3 separate regions of the Homo sapiens genome follow, and all the other regions are linked to region 1. Evidence: read pairs that join two places in POLR2A ChIA-PET (ENCODE). Cell type or tissue: MCF 10A. All regions are shown on one strand. Links, peaks and the distances in the headings refer to the core of each region. The heading gives the core; the rest is flanking DNA.

Evidence for each region. ChIA-PET counts read pairs that join two places held together with the same protein. Peaks named below come from ENCODE experiments on the same cell type or tissue, not always from the same donor. Only the 100,000 strongest peaks of a DNase experiment are listed, where the experiment ranks them.
Region 2: POLR2A ChIA-PET joins it to region 1 with 5 read pairs; 3 of 35 experiments call an interaction of 5 or more read pairs at or near these places.
Region 3: POLR2A ChIA-PET joins it to region 1 with 5 read pairs; 3 of 35 experiments call an interaction of 5 or more read pairs at or near these places.

What each region holds. Positions count from the first base shown.
Region 1 is chr7:116,509,511-116,514,121 of GRCh38, forward strand. No RefSeq gene overlaps it. Among named protein-coding and RNA genes, the nearest start is that of CAV2, 12 kb to the left of the region's middle. RefSeq lists enhancers at 2,294-2,673, 2,684-2,733. In MCF 10A, for the core only: no CTCF peak of the experiment used is centred there; a DNase peak (open chromatin) is centred at 2,651.
Region 2 is chr7:116,704,066-116,708,676 of GRCh38, forward strand. The region is part of intron 2 of MET (MET proto-oncogene, receptor tyrosine kinase); the gene reads left to right. Among named protein-coding and RNA genes, the nearest start is that of COMETT, 18 kb to the left of the region's middle. In MCF 10A, for the core only: no CTCF peak of the experiment used is centred there; a DNase peak (open chromatin) is centred at 2,726.
Region 3 is chr7:116,306,334-116,310,944 of GRCh38, forward strand. All of the region lies in intron 3 of LOC105375463 (a long non-coding RNA gene), which reads left to right. Among named protein-coding and RNA genes, the nearest start is that of TES, 98 kb to the left of the region's middle. In MCF 10A, for the core only: no CTCF peak of the experiment used is centred there; no DNase peak of the experiment used is centred there.

The DNA of each region.
Region 1 (4,611 bases), core at 387-4,386:
GAGATCCTAAGATTTTTATCAATGCTAAGTCTTTATTATTATGAATTTCTGAAAAAAATTATATCTTAATTAGAATTTGCGATTGAACCTTTAACAACATGGGGTTGAACTGCTCAGTCCACTTATACTCAGATTTTTTTTCAGTAAATACAGTTAGCCTTCCGTATCCACAGGTTCCTCATCCACCATCAAACTGGATCCAAAATAGAGTATTGCAAGATGCAAAACCCTCAGACAAGGAGGGCTGACTTTTCACCTCCTTGGGTTCTGCAGGGATGACGGGATTTAAGTATGCAAGGATTTTTATATCTGCAGGGGAATTCTAGAACCAATCCCTCAAGGGTACCGAGGAATGACTCTATTTCATTTTAAGATTTTCTGTCAAAATCACTGCTATGCCCCATAATCACTGCCATCTTTCTCTTTTGCCTGGCTATTTGCCACAGCCTCCTAACTGACCTCACTTCCTGCCTTCAATATGATCACCAATCCATTTTTCTCTTAAAAAAAACGTGATTATACCAAGACTACCCTGTCATTTCCTTGCTTAAAACTATCAATTGTATGTGATTGCCCTGAGAATAATATTCCAAGTTCTTGAGCAGCATATGCAAGGCCTTCGCCATCAACCCGTTGTCATCGTTAGCAACTCTTCTGTAGCTTTACTGAACAACCCGTGCTACTCCTGTGTACCCATGCCAGCATTGTTTTTCTTCTCATGCCTGCCTCACTCTTATCTGTTTCCAAAACTCTTCCACATTAAGTGCCTCTTCTGTGTCTACATCTAAAATGTTGTACAAATTCCTATTATCACCTGTCACGTTGTAAAAGTAACCCTGTTAACTAATACCATTAGACTGCTAGTTAGGTATTTGAGAACCAAAAACATCACTTCACGTTTGCTGGGATTCTGAAATGGTGCCCAGTGCTTAATGAGTTCCATCAATATTTTCTGTATGAATGATTATGTAAATAAATAACTGGAGAAAGCTTGGGATAATTGCAGAACTGAGAGTGGGAATTGCACAAAACTTCATAATTTCTTCTTTACAAAAGGGATTTGAAATGTACTGATTCTAATAAAAATTTCCTTCCCACCATTTTCTCACTCATGAATCATTAAGTTGAGAAAACAAAAACGTATATAAACCATTTTATATTTTATCGATTGGGGTAATGCCTGCCTTTAGTCTCCATTCTCGTATCTAAAATTTACTTTTAATTCTTCAGGGGTAGAAAGCCCTAGCATTTAGAAACTTGTCTGGAAACACACTTTCATGCTTTCTAGAATGTTGCTATTTCATCTACTATTCTATTCCTCACTTTGAAATTTATAACACTGAAAGATTGTTTCTTTGGGTTTTACATTTTAGAAAACACATTGTCTCATCTGAATCCCAGGACAAATTAAATAACATAATGGAGAAATCAAACAAATAATAGCTTAGTTTTTCTAGCTTGCAACTTTATCATTTTAGAATGTTTGTTTAAGATAACAAGTGCTTACAGAATTTTTACAGGGTTACATGTTACTTTAAGAAACTTAAAAAAATAGTAAGTAGAGCTGCAAAGAAAAATTACCACAATGAATGTAATTTATCACAAATCAGGATTTGGTACACTTCTTCCCTTCAAGTTGTGTATGTGTGCAGGGAAGACAGGGGAAGAAGTTGACAGAGGAGGAGTAAAGGATACAGGTATACTAGATAGTCAGTTTATATTTTTTAGGAATAAAAATAAGTTTGGCAACTATAATTTAACCATCCCAATTTCTTCTCCCTATTCACCCCAAAATAGCAAAATGAGCAAAATAAAGCACCCCTTGCTAAATTTTTAAGACATTTCTGTGCCCACTCTCCAGTTTCTTGCTTTGGATTGTACCTGAAATGCTGCCATTGGAACTTGACATCTTGATACTTTTTTAAGTGAAACACACCCTTGAGTGGGGTAACATTTCAATCTATTAGCAGTCATCTATTTACTTTAGGTGAACAAGTGATCTGAGAAAGGAGTGTTGAAAACTACATATGGGAACCAAGCATAAGAGCTCTGAGCACAATATGAGAGCACCATACACTGATTAAAAGAGATGTCACCAAAGAGAAAGCTGTGACAAAGGGAAACAAGAGGCTCCAATCACATGGCCTTCAGCCTTCCCAGTTTCGCTTTTGGACAACCCAAATCCCTAGTGAAAGGGGCATGGAATCTGAACAGGAGTGGAGGAAATTGAAGTCAGCTAAAGACTTTTCTTTTTATCCACAAAGGAAAGTTGCTTTTGTCTTACTGAATGAATAGGACCCTAGGAGTGGGCATGAGGGCTCTGCTGGAACCATGTGCCCTAAAGACAATGCCGAAGCGTGCAACTGAAAATGAAAATGAAACTGTAACTTGTGACCATCTATCTGTGTCTTCTTTCGCCTTGCCTCTCTGTGCTGTTGACTGTTGCGGCATGTCTGCGGCAAAGAAAGACCATGCTGCAGTCAGAGAAATCAGAGGACACCACTTCAACAATTAACCAAAAATAGGACAGGGACACCTATCTGCCTGTGCTTGGACGTATTAGGTCATTCAGCTCAGCTGTGTGACTGGAGAAATCATTTTGCCTTTATAGGAAAAGGTAGGGGTGTAGGATGATGAGAGAAAGGAAGAGACATGACTCAGAGTGGGAAACAGCACGTAGCCAAGGGCAAATATTTCTCTCAGACATAAATGGATCAGGAAGAGGTGAGAGCAGCAGGTCATCTTTGGAGCATTCTTTTCTTTCCTGCCTCCCAGTCACTTGTCACCGAGCACCAACCAGTAACAAAAGGGGAGAGAAGGGCAGTATGCAGGACCTGTTTCTCTAACTGACTGGCACATCGGTTCCAGCCAACTGCTGTCTCAGCTAACTAGGGCAGTGAAACAAGGAGTCATTTGGAAAGTTTCAGGGATGCACACTCCACATCGCAGGGAGGCAAGTGGTGAGGAATAACCACCACGCTTATTTTACTGAGGAGGAAACTGGTTGAAATTCTTTATGTATTATATGGCTGGGAGACCTCTGATCTCAGTACAAACAATAACAGGAGTATTTAGATTTGTCGAGCACTTATAATCTTCTGGGCATTTACTTAATCAGTACAATAACCCTACGATGGGAATGTTACTGTCATTCCCATTTTTCAGATAATGAAACTGATGCTGTGAAGTTAAAGAATTTGCCCTAGACCACAGTCAGGATGTGAGCCAAGAGAGCCTGACATCAGAGCCCACACTCCTAATCACTGTAGAGATGATTTTCTATTTCCTGAAAGAATGTGTCCATGGCTGTTCTTATGGCTTCCAGCCAAAATCTTCTTTTTTCATTCATCCACCTTTCCTACTCTGAGAAGCACCTTTTTTTCCATTCTCCCATCAATGGAGGCAGTTTCATGTCCTCAGTTGTAAGAGCTGTCCCAAGCTAGCACCTGGGCTTCATGTAACCTCCTCACTCGGCCTCCATCTAATCCCTGAACCCCTCCCCCAGCCCTGTATGCCGCTTTTCAGGGCACACCCTTTCTTTCTCCTTAGGATCTGAGCTCTAGACCTTACACTCCAGCTAAAGTCAGAAAAATAGTTCCCAAATGCCATTATTCTCATTTTTTGTAAATTTTGTAGCATTTTATTCCTTCACACAGACTTCCCTAATATGTATCAAAAGCCCAGTGATGATTTTTCTTCTCAATGCTAAACATCCTGACATGTAAAATATTAATAATTACAGCAATAATTTCAGTTTGGACTAAACATATTGTTTTCTAGACAGAATCCTTATTTTGTATTTTCTTCATTTTGTCGGAAATTTCTTGTCAGTTTGTACATCCTTTTATGTTATCCAATTTTATTGTCAGTTACTTTGTCTTGGAGATCCCAGGGAAAACCATATATGAATTTATTTTCTCCTATTGAATAATTTGCTCATTATAAATTTTATTTATTTTATTTTTTAGAGACAGGGTCTTGTTCTATCACCCAGGCTGGAGTGCAGTAGTGCAATCTCCTAGGTTCAAGTGATCCTCCCTCTTCAGCCTCCCCAGTTTCTAGGACTTCAGGTGCATACCATCGCACCCAGTTTCTACATATTTTCTCACAAAGTGACAGTGGTAAACTGATCAGTATCAAAGTCAAGAATTAGATTGAAAAAATGGGAAATCATGACACTAGAATACATAAAAAGAAGCATAAGATGCAACCAACCCTTTCTCTCCAGTTATCTGTAGCCTTTTTGGGGCAGACATAGGAATAGCACACATTATTCAGGGTTAGGTAACATAAACAAGATGAAAAGATCCCCACAGAATTTCTTGTCTATTCAATCAATTTCACATGTTGTATGTGCAGGGGCCACGCAGGGGATGGGATGGGTGGAGTGAGGGGCATGATGAAAGCACTGGAAATAAAACACCAAAAAATAATTTGTTATCATATAGAATAACCAAGTGAGCAATCAACTGAATCATTAATATACATTTTATTTAGACGAGGAAAATCCTATGATTATTACAATTTTTAAAATTAGATTGCTAAAAAAGTATCAGCATTGTTGGTATTATTTGTCCTGGAAGTGATTGAAGGGTCCTAGGAAAAAAAATA
Region 2 (4,611 bases), core at 323-4,322, 190 kb after region 1:
CCAGACACACCTGGGTGGAAGTCCTGGTTTACTGCATACCAACCATGTGACTTCTGCCACATTACCTGACTTCTTGGAGGCTGAGTCTCATTGGTATCATGCAGATAACAATACCTACTTCACAGGTTTTTGTGAAAATTTGGGATAATATATATGAGGTACCTGGCACAAGATGACTATAAATTTAGCCCGTTGGGAGACAGCATGGACTAATGGAAAGAGACTAAAATCAGAGATGTTGGTTCAAATCTGAACCCCACCGTCTTCTACCTGGATGGCCATGAAAGCATTATTTAAACTCTGAACCCATCGTCCTGCGTGCAGGACTATAGTGTGGACAAGTATATTAATAACATCTGTAAAAGGTCCCAACTTGGTCCTTGGCACAAAATAAATAGCAGCTATTATTGTAAGGAATACTTGCGTAAAGAAAGACAAATTCAAATGATTGGATTATTCTCTGGAAGAGGCACATTCTGGTTCTATTGTTTACAAGTCTTTCACTTCCCTCTCTAACTGTTATGAGTGACCTACCTCCATAATGGTTAATTTGTGTTATGTTGTTCTTAAGATTATAATAGTTCCAAAAAAGAGATGGGGTGAGGAGTGGTGGTAGTTTGAGGGGGCAGAGGATGGGGAGAAAGACAATTGAATCAAAACTGTACTATAGTCAAGTTAGAAGGTATAAATTGTTCTCCTTCCTCTCACTTTCAATCCTAACTATCCATGACCTAAGATATTACTCTTATGTACTTTGTCATATCTTGCATTCAAGAATTTGCAGATAATGCAGTTTTAGAAAAAGTCAACCTCATAGGTTGTTTGTATTGGGCTTCCTTGTTTTTAAATATCATTTATACTCAAATTCAAAGAGTAGCCAACTGCTTCCCAAAATAAAGGAAACTTAAGGTAGTAATTTTCCATCTCCGTTTCACAGAATGCCAAAGTTAAAGAGTCACTACTCAGAGCCATCAAAGGAAGAAAGCAAAGTGATTAGAACAATTTTAAAGGAGGACAAAAATCAAAACAAGATGCAAACAAGGAATAATAGGAATAGGCAGAAAAATAAACATACAGTGATGTTTCTTTATTATGATTATAAAGATGATAGATGAGTAAAATCGAGTTACATTTAAGTTGTAATGGAAGAAAATAATTGCAGCCTTCCATCAGGAAACCACAAGGACCGTTATTGATCTGTCATCCTCAGGGCATGTCTCGTAATATTTAATAAAATAAACAAAGATTTATAACTTTTATAGGCCATATATCTATAATCTCCCACACCACTTGAACTGTGAATGTGGAGTCAATGTTACAAATAACATCCATGTGATTATACTGGTTTGGCATGCCTTATTCCAACAATCTAGCACTCTCAAGAGAATGTATTTTGTATTAGGGATGAAAAATGTGAAGCCAGATTATAGAGTTTTTTACTTATTGTGCTCAAAAATGAGAAAATGTTATCCAATATGAAAAATGTTGTTAAGGATTCTTCATTCTTAATATTAGACAGCCTTTCAAACCTAAATATTAAATATCTTGGCCATATGCCAAATGTAATAGCTACCAAAGCAAAATCTTGCAAGAAAGAAAATCCTTGAGGTATAAAGATTCAATGTACTTTTTAAAAAATGTAAGTAAAAGGTTATTAATTTTACATTTCATTTCTTTTTCTTTCCTAGACACTACTTCATCCTCTCATAGGCTCAGGGAGTCACTGCTTCCTAACTTCTTTATTTTAATTATCCATGCTACTCATTCCACGAAAAGTGGCATATTGCATTATTTTATTAAAAGAAATTTAAAATTAGTTTCTTTCCAGAATTTTGTAACGCCCCCTGAGATCACTGGGCACACCCTTGGGGTGTTAGAAAACATGTTACAAAATGAACCTTTAATTCCTTTTGCTTTTTCCCTTCCTCTTGCTGACTGCTCTTTAAACCATTACATGGCTCATTCACAAGTCTCTCTACCCCAGGAAAGATGAAAAAGCAAAGGCATGATGTTTTTATAACCTAATAGCAAGAGAACACAGTGCTGAAGCTGTCACCAAAACTGTGGGTAGGTTTTACCCGTGGGTTATATTAATTCATGATATGATTGATAATATCTCTCACTTGTGTGGGGAATGAAGCGTTAACTATGCCGCATGCATTTTAAATTAATTTGACATTATTCTTAATGTCCTTTCAAGCAGGTGGCATTATAACCTGTGTCTTATTTAGGTAGTTGATTTCTACACGGAGATTCATCTGATAAAACTGATATCGCAAACGGGAAGGAGTTTGTACAAAATGAAATAAATCTTAAAGTTGATTTTTGTAAAGCCCAAATGTTAATTAAAATCTTTGAATCCACAACTCTGATACATGATATTTTCATTGACATAAACATGATTAGCGATTTCTGGAAGCATGTGGGATGCTGCATTGATAAGGATATGAACCTCCTTGAGTAATAATGTATATTTTTACTCCGAATACTGTTTCACATTTTGGGTGTTACATCCTTACTTCAGACTTCTGCCTTATCAGTGGCCATCCCACCCTATGTTCTTATCTCCTCAGTCTAAAAAGAAAAATGGGGACCCATCAGAATTTGGATAGAAGACCCTCCAGGAATTTCTGCCACTGCTTATTCATGGGTTGGCACAGACACTGATTCAGTGGGCACACAGAGTTCAGAATGATTCAGAGCCCAGATATGTGCCCTAAGTCACATCTCCAGCGTCCAGGGAGGACTGTAAAGTGCTCGTTATCAGGAAAATGAAACCAAGGGCTCAGCTACTCCTGAAGTCATTAAAACTCCTTCCCTTGATTTTTTTTTTTTTTTTTTTAAATAGTATATGTGGTAACCGAATCTAGGATCCTGGATACATTCCAGTCTGCTAATTACATATTTTTTTCTAACTAAAATGTTCCAGGCAGGTTCATTTGCATGTGAATTACTTGCTGAGCCATGTTGACTTCCTATTCTAAAAGCCTCACTCTGCCTTGGGAAGCAGTTTACTGCACTTCACCCTAGACCTAGTCTAATGTTGGAGCAGACAAAGTGTAGCTACCCATATATACTTCAAAAATATTTTCCAGTCTCCCCACAAGAGGAAAGAAAAATGTCTAGCAATTGCATGCTAATTTAGACCAAAGCTTTGTTTTAACCATTCTTGGTGATCACAAATGGGGAAAAATGATTTATGAACAGTATAACTATAAAACAAACAAAAAAAAACCATTGTGAATTCAGAGTGAAGTCTGACTTCATTTGTCTTATTTGGGTAAATCAGCAAAATGTTCATCAGTCAGAGGACATTAAAATGGTAGATGATACTTCAAATCGTGCCCTAGATAAAAGGAGAGAATTAAGGTTAGTTTTGATTTGTAAACCATTCTCTTCGAAGGCTGATTTTATAAAAATTAAGTTTGCTGAGTCATCATCTCAAAATATATAGTTATTCATGATTAGTTAAAATTTGTGTCTGTGTATCAAAGAAGTAAATTTGTATGATATTAAATTTTCTAACAATGTTTTAAATTTTAAAATGTCCGATTAACACTTGCATCTAGCAACCAGTCTACTAACTAAACTATAGGTGAAGTCATGCTCAGGAAATGGGGAAAATGCACAGATTAAATTGGTCTGTTAGCTCTGAGTGAATCAATAGTATTTAGTGCTAATGCACTAAGGAGATTACAAGCACTAATGCAGTAGCAGTCAATAGCGAAAACTAATATCTCTAAAAAATATCTTGACAATAAAATGTGCAATATTTTCCATTTATCTTAAGCTAATTACATTACCTGCTTGTTCTTTCATCTTATTAGTTTAAGCCAAGTGCTAGAAGCCTAACCATTTTATTTAGTGCATAAAAGGGCCAAAACCTTGTAATCATTGTTTTCAGCAGGAGACAGAGGAAAGGATTAATTCATGTAACCAAGATTCAACCAGAAATTCAACAGATATTTATTTAGTCTCTAAACCTGATAGTATTACAATGGAGAATGAGCTAGACTGTACCTGTCTTCAACAAGCAGATAGACTAGTGAAGATGACAGTAAACATTCAGTCACACCAGTGAACAAATACATCATGATAATTTATGAAATGTGCTGTGAGGGAAATAAACATCTGTGAATGCAAATGAGAGGGAATATCTAAATTTGGTAGTTGAGTCACAAAAGGCTGTCCTGAGGAGGTGAAAGCTAACCTTTATATAAAGCTTAAAACTTTAAAAAAGCAATACGTCTTTAGTACACAGGCAAATATATAAACTAAATATATAAACTAATAGTCATTACTTATTTCACAAGCTTTACATCTTAACTACAAGCTGCTACATTAAATCAGCTTTCTTAAGTGGTTTGTGGTCATTAGTGCATACTATCTTACACTTAGAAAAACATTGCAAGAAGTAGTACAATGCTGGAGAATTTAACTTTTTAAAACATTTCCTGCCTTAAAATAAACAGCAGTAAATGTGTTTAAACATTCTTTTGATTTCTAAATGAATTAAGTTACTTTTTATTATGTGGTTCTTCTTCATATGAAGAAAATAATATGTAGATTACTAGAAGCTAAGAACATACTTTAGATCCTGCTCACACTCAC
Region 3 (4,611 bases), core at 323-4,322, 200 kb before region 1:
AATCAACTGTAAATATGATGTTAGTATTTCTGAGCACATAATAGCCAGATGAAACTGGGAATAGACAGACTACTGTGCTTGGGGTGAAGCGTAAGCACTTAATAGAACAAAATTGTTCATTCCAGTACTACCAGCAATAGCTCAAAACTCAAAGGGCTTTGTGGTGCTTTAAACCTTTCTTTAAAACTCTGCAACTATGACTGATAGTAACACAGTATACCCTTTTCATTCAGGCAATTGGCTCACACCTTCGTCCTATCTTACTCCCACCACTGAGCATCTAAGAAGCCTCCTTGTGAGTGGGTAGCTATAGGCTTTTGTCCTGACACTCTTGCCAAGTTACCAAACAATAGTATACTAAAGAGATAGATAGCATGGGCCAAACAGAGATAAATGATGTTTTTCACCAAGTTTCCTGAACCCATTAAAAATGTGGTGTATGTATCACATTATATAATATGTACATAATAATATATAATAATATTCCATTATATAATGAAATATTATATATACTATATTTAATGGAATATTGTTAAATATATAATGGAATGTTATTATATATATAAAATATTCCATTTTATTCATATAAAATATATGATTTCATTCTTTTCATGGCTGAATATAATATGCCATTATATTCAGCCATGAAAAGAATGAAATCATATATTTTGCAGCAACATGGATGAAACTGGAAGTCACTGTCTTAAGTGAAGCAAGCCCAGCACAGAAAGTTAGATATTGCATCCTCTCACTCATAGGTGGATGCTAAGAAATGTGTCACATGGATGTAGAGAGTGGAATTATAGACAATGGAGACTTAGAAGGGTGATGGGGTGGGAGGAGGGTGGATGATGAGAAGTTAGTTAATGGGTATAACGTACATTATTTGGGTGATGGATACCCTAAAAACCCTGACTTGACCACTACATGATCTATGCATATAAAAAATTACACAAGTACCCAATACTTTTGTACAAATATTTTATAAAAAGCTTTGCCTCCAATCCATAGCAATCCCCTTTGATTTGTGGAAGAGTCAAAATGAATGGTAAAGATAGATTTTCTTTTCATAATCTTTTACTTGGTAACTAATCTCACTGAAAATGCATGAAAAGGAAGTGGGCTAGGGAAGCAAGGGGAACCATGACTAAATCATTCTGTTTCAGTCTCTGCATATTTTACTTTAACATAAATTAATCTAATAGTCTCCTTCTTTCAAGAACTACCATTTCTCTCCATCAGTATACTGACAAAAAATTGTCCTCCATAAAAATATGGGAAATGAGTATAAGTTTTAAGAAGTCTGATGTTCACAAGTATTTAATCATAAAATTTAATTTGCAAAAAAGGTGACTAACTTTCTGAATGTCCCTTTGGAGATTTTGATTAATGTCTTACTATGGAGGGCACAGCCTTTGAAATACCTTGTGATCTTGCATTACATGGGGTCAGGTGAGACTTCAATTTATCAGAGAGCCAAATTTCACTCTGACAATGAAAGTGACTCCTTGGGCACCTCATACTTTTCCTTTAAAAAGCCTCTGCTTTTTCTAAATTACATATTTAGCTCCTGTGTTACTCTTATCTCTTTTAATGCAGGGCTTGGCTCTAATGCAACTATCACAGGTGGACCAGGACCTGCTCTTGCCTGGCAAGAGCCTGTGGAACTTCAAATTCACACTTCAGGAAAATTTCATTTTCCCTCATATTAATTGTGATGTCAGACTCAAAATATTTCCTAGCTCCAAGTGAAATGTTTTCTTTTCCCCCCACATTCCCTCTCCCTAGTCCAGTATTATGGAACTAAAACTACAAATGCTGCTAAATCTCTTAAAATATGAGACATTGACATGGAGTATCTGCTGACATAGTTGGGTGATGTTTAAACAAATAATATAGCAATCTTCACTGAACTTCTCCTACCTGTAAAGCAATATGTGTTATAGGGGATACAGAGATATTTAGGGCCTAGCTGCATTTATAGTGTAATGGGATGATATATGTATAAGAACTTCTAGCATATAGTGTAAGGCAAGGCAAGATATGTGCCAAATCAATGTCATGATCAGCAAATTCTAATAGATGAACAAAATGTACAAATCCCTACAGGTAGAGTTTTGGAGATAGGTTCTGGTTTGAGTAAAGAAAGATGGGCAGGGTAGTTGGAATGGAGTTGGTAAGGGCATGAATAAGTTTACAGGTACAATGAATCAACACATTGGTTGGTGGAGCACGTGCTGGAGAAAAGTTTGGGACATTAGTCTGGAAATTTGATACTGACGCCAGTCTGTGGAAGGCAAACTGAGGATTGCAAAATAAGTTTCATGGTGATATAATACTACTGAAAATTTTTGAGCAGTTATGTGATATAGTGAATACATTAAGCTTTAGGAAGAGTATTATGGCACCTGTGTGAACCCTTCAACTAGTATATATGCTGTATGATGAAGGGACTGTCAGTCATGCTTCTCATGATATTCTATGACACATGGTACATGTCTAGTAAAATATATGTTGAGTAACTGAAAAAAAGAAGAAAATGCCCGGAGGAAGTGAATCAATAAATCTTGTAGTTTTCTTGGACCAGAGGAAATAAGCTTATGTTCCAGAACAATGGCTCCCAAATGGAGGTGATTTAGCCTCCCAAGAGACATTTAGCAACACTTGTAGACATTTTTTTTCACAACTCAGGGGATGTTACTGGTATCTGGAAGGTAAAAGGCAAGGATGATGCTAACTGTTCTACAAAACACAAAACAGCCTCTCAAGACAAAGAATTATCCATCCCCAAGTGTACATAGTGCCAAGGTTGAGTGGACCAGATCTAGAAGGAAGGCAGTCAAAAGAGAAAAAATAGAGATAAGACAAAGGATAGCTGTAAGAACTTGGTGACTGCTTTCATACAGAGGAGCAAAGGAGAACAAAGGCCAAAGATTACATGGGAATTCTCTTCTGGGTCACTCTGGAATCGTGACACTACAGGCAAAACTGGAGCCCAGAAAAGAGGCCAAATTGTTCATGTCTGTGTGTTGGTGAGTTTGGTTTAGATTTGCAGAATTTATGAAAAAGGTAAAATCTACTAATATAATTGTCTATTGGATGCTGGGGATGCTGGACTAGAAGTTAGGGGAAAAGTTAGGACTAATGTTCTAACTATGGTGGCTGACAAAGCTGATATGAGTCTTACCTTCATGGGGAGTTCAGTGGAGGAGGTGGGCATTAAATGGATAGTCTCTAGTATATCAGTATAATTGGAAATTGTAAGTTCTGTAAAAGAAATGTATAGTTTCTATGTGAAAGCATAACAGGCATCATCAGGACATATCTGTGGACTGGGAAATGCCTCTCTTAGCAAATGACATTTATACTGAACAATGAGTATGACTGCCACCAGGCAAAGAACAGGGAGAAAATATTGAAAGCGGTTGAAATGGCATGGGTGAAGGCTATGAGGCAGACAAAAATAGGTGGGTTTAACGAACAGAAGGAAGTGAATGAGCTGCAGAGAGAAAAGGGTGGGAAGTACAAGAGGTTGAAGAAATAGGCAGGGGATGAGCCCAGGGTTCATGCTAAAACTTCTGAATATAATCCAGTTGTAATAGGAAATGATTGAAAATTTTAAGCAGAGAACTGAGAAAATCCATTTTACATTTTTAAAAGAATGTATTTTATATTTTTACAATTTTAAAATTGGTTATTATTCATATATGGAGAATAAATTGGAGGATCCAAGAGTAGAAATAGGGAGATAAAGAGTTGGCTATTGCAGTTGGCAAGGCAAGAGATAACGGCAGCTTGGACTAAAGTGATAAATTGTTGGAAGAGAAATTTGAGAAAAGTCACATTATTCAAGTGACATTCTTGAAGCAGAATTCTTGGGGAGGTGATGGATTGGATAAGAAGAATAACAGAAAGGGGAGTATTCAGGTTGATAGCTCTATTAGTCTCCTGAGGCTGCTGTAACAAATGACCACAAACTGGGTGGCTTACAACAACTGAAATTTATCTTCTCACAGTTCCAAAGGGCAGAAATCCGAACTCCAGGTGTCAACAGGGCCACACTTCCACTGAAGGCTCTAGGAGGGAATTCTTCCTTGCTTCTTTCAGCTTCTAGTGGCTCCAGGCGTTCGTTGGCTTGTGGCTGGAAAACACCAATTTTCTCCTCTGTCTACACATAGTCTTCTCCTCTTCTCTCACTTAAATCTTTTTCAGCTTTTCTCCCATAAAAACATTTGTCATTGGATTTAGGATCTACCTGAATAACCGGGATGATATAATCTTGAGATATTTAATTACATCTGAAAAGACCCTTTTTCCAAATAAAGTCACATTCATGGTTCAGGGATATGGACATATCTTTTAGGGGACATATCCCTATTCACTCCACTACAATGGCTATGTATCTGGCTTTAATAATTGCGTAGGATAAGATTGAAGAAGAAGCAAAGTTTAGGGGAAGGATCAAGAGTTCAGTTTAGATACATTATATTGAGATGCCTGTGAAATAGTAAAAAGAAGCCGGATGTGGTGGCTCACGCCTGTAATCCCAGCACTTTGGGAGGCCAAGGCAGGTGGATCACTTGAGGTCAGGCCAGCCTGGCCAATATGGTG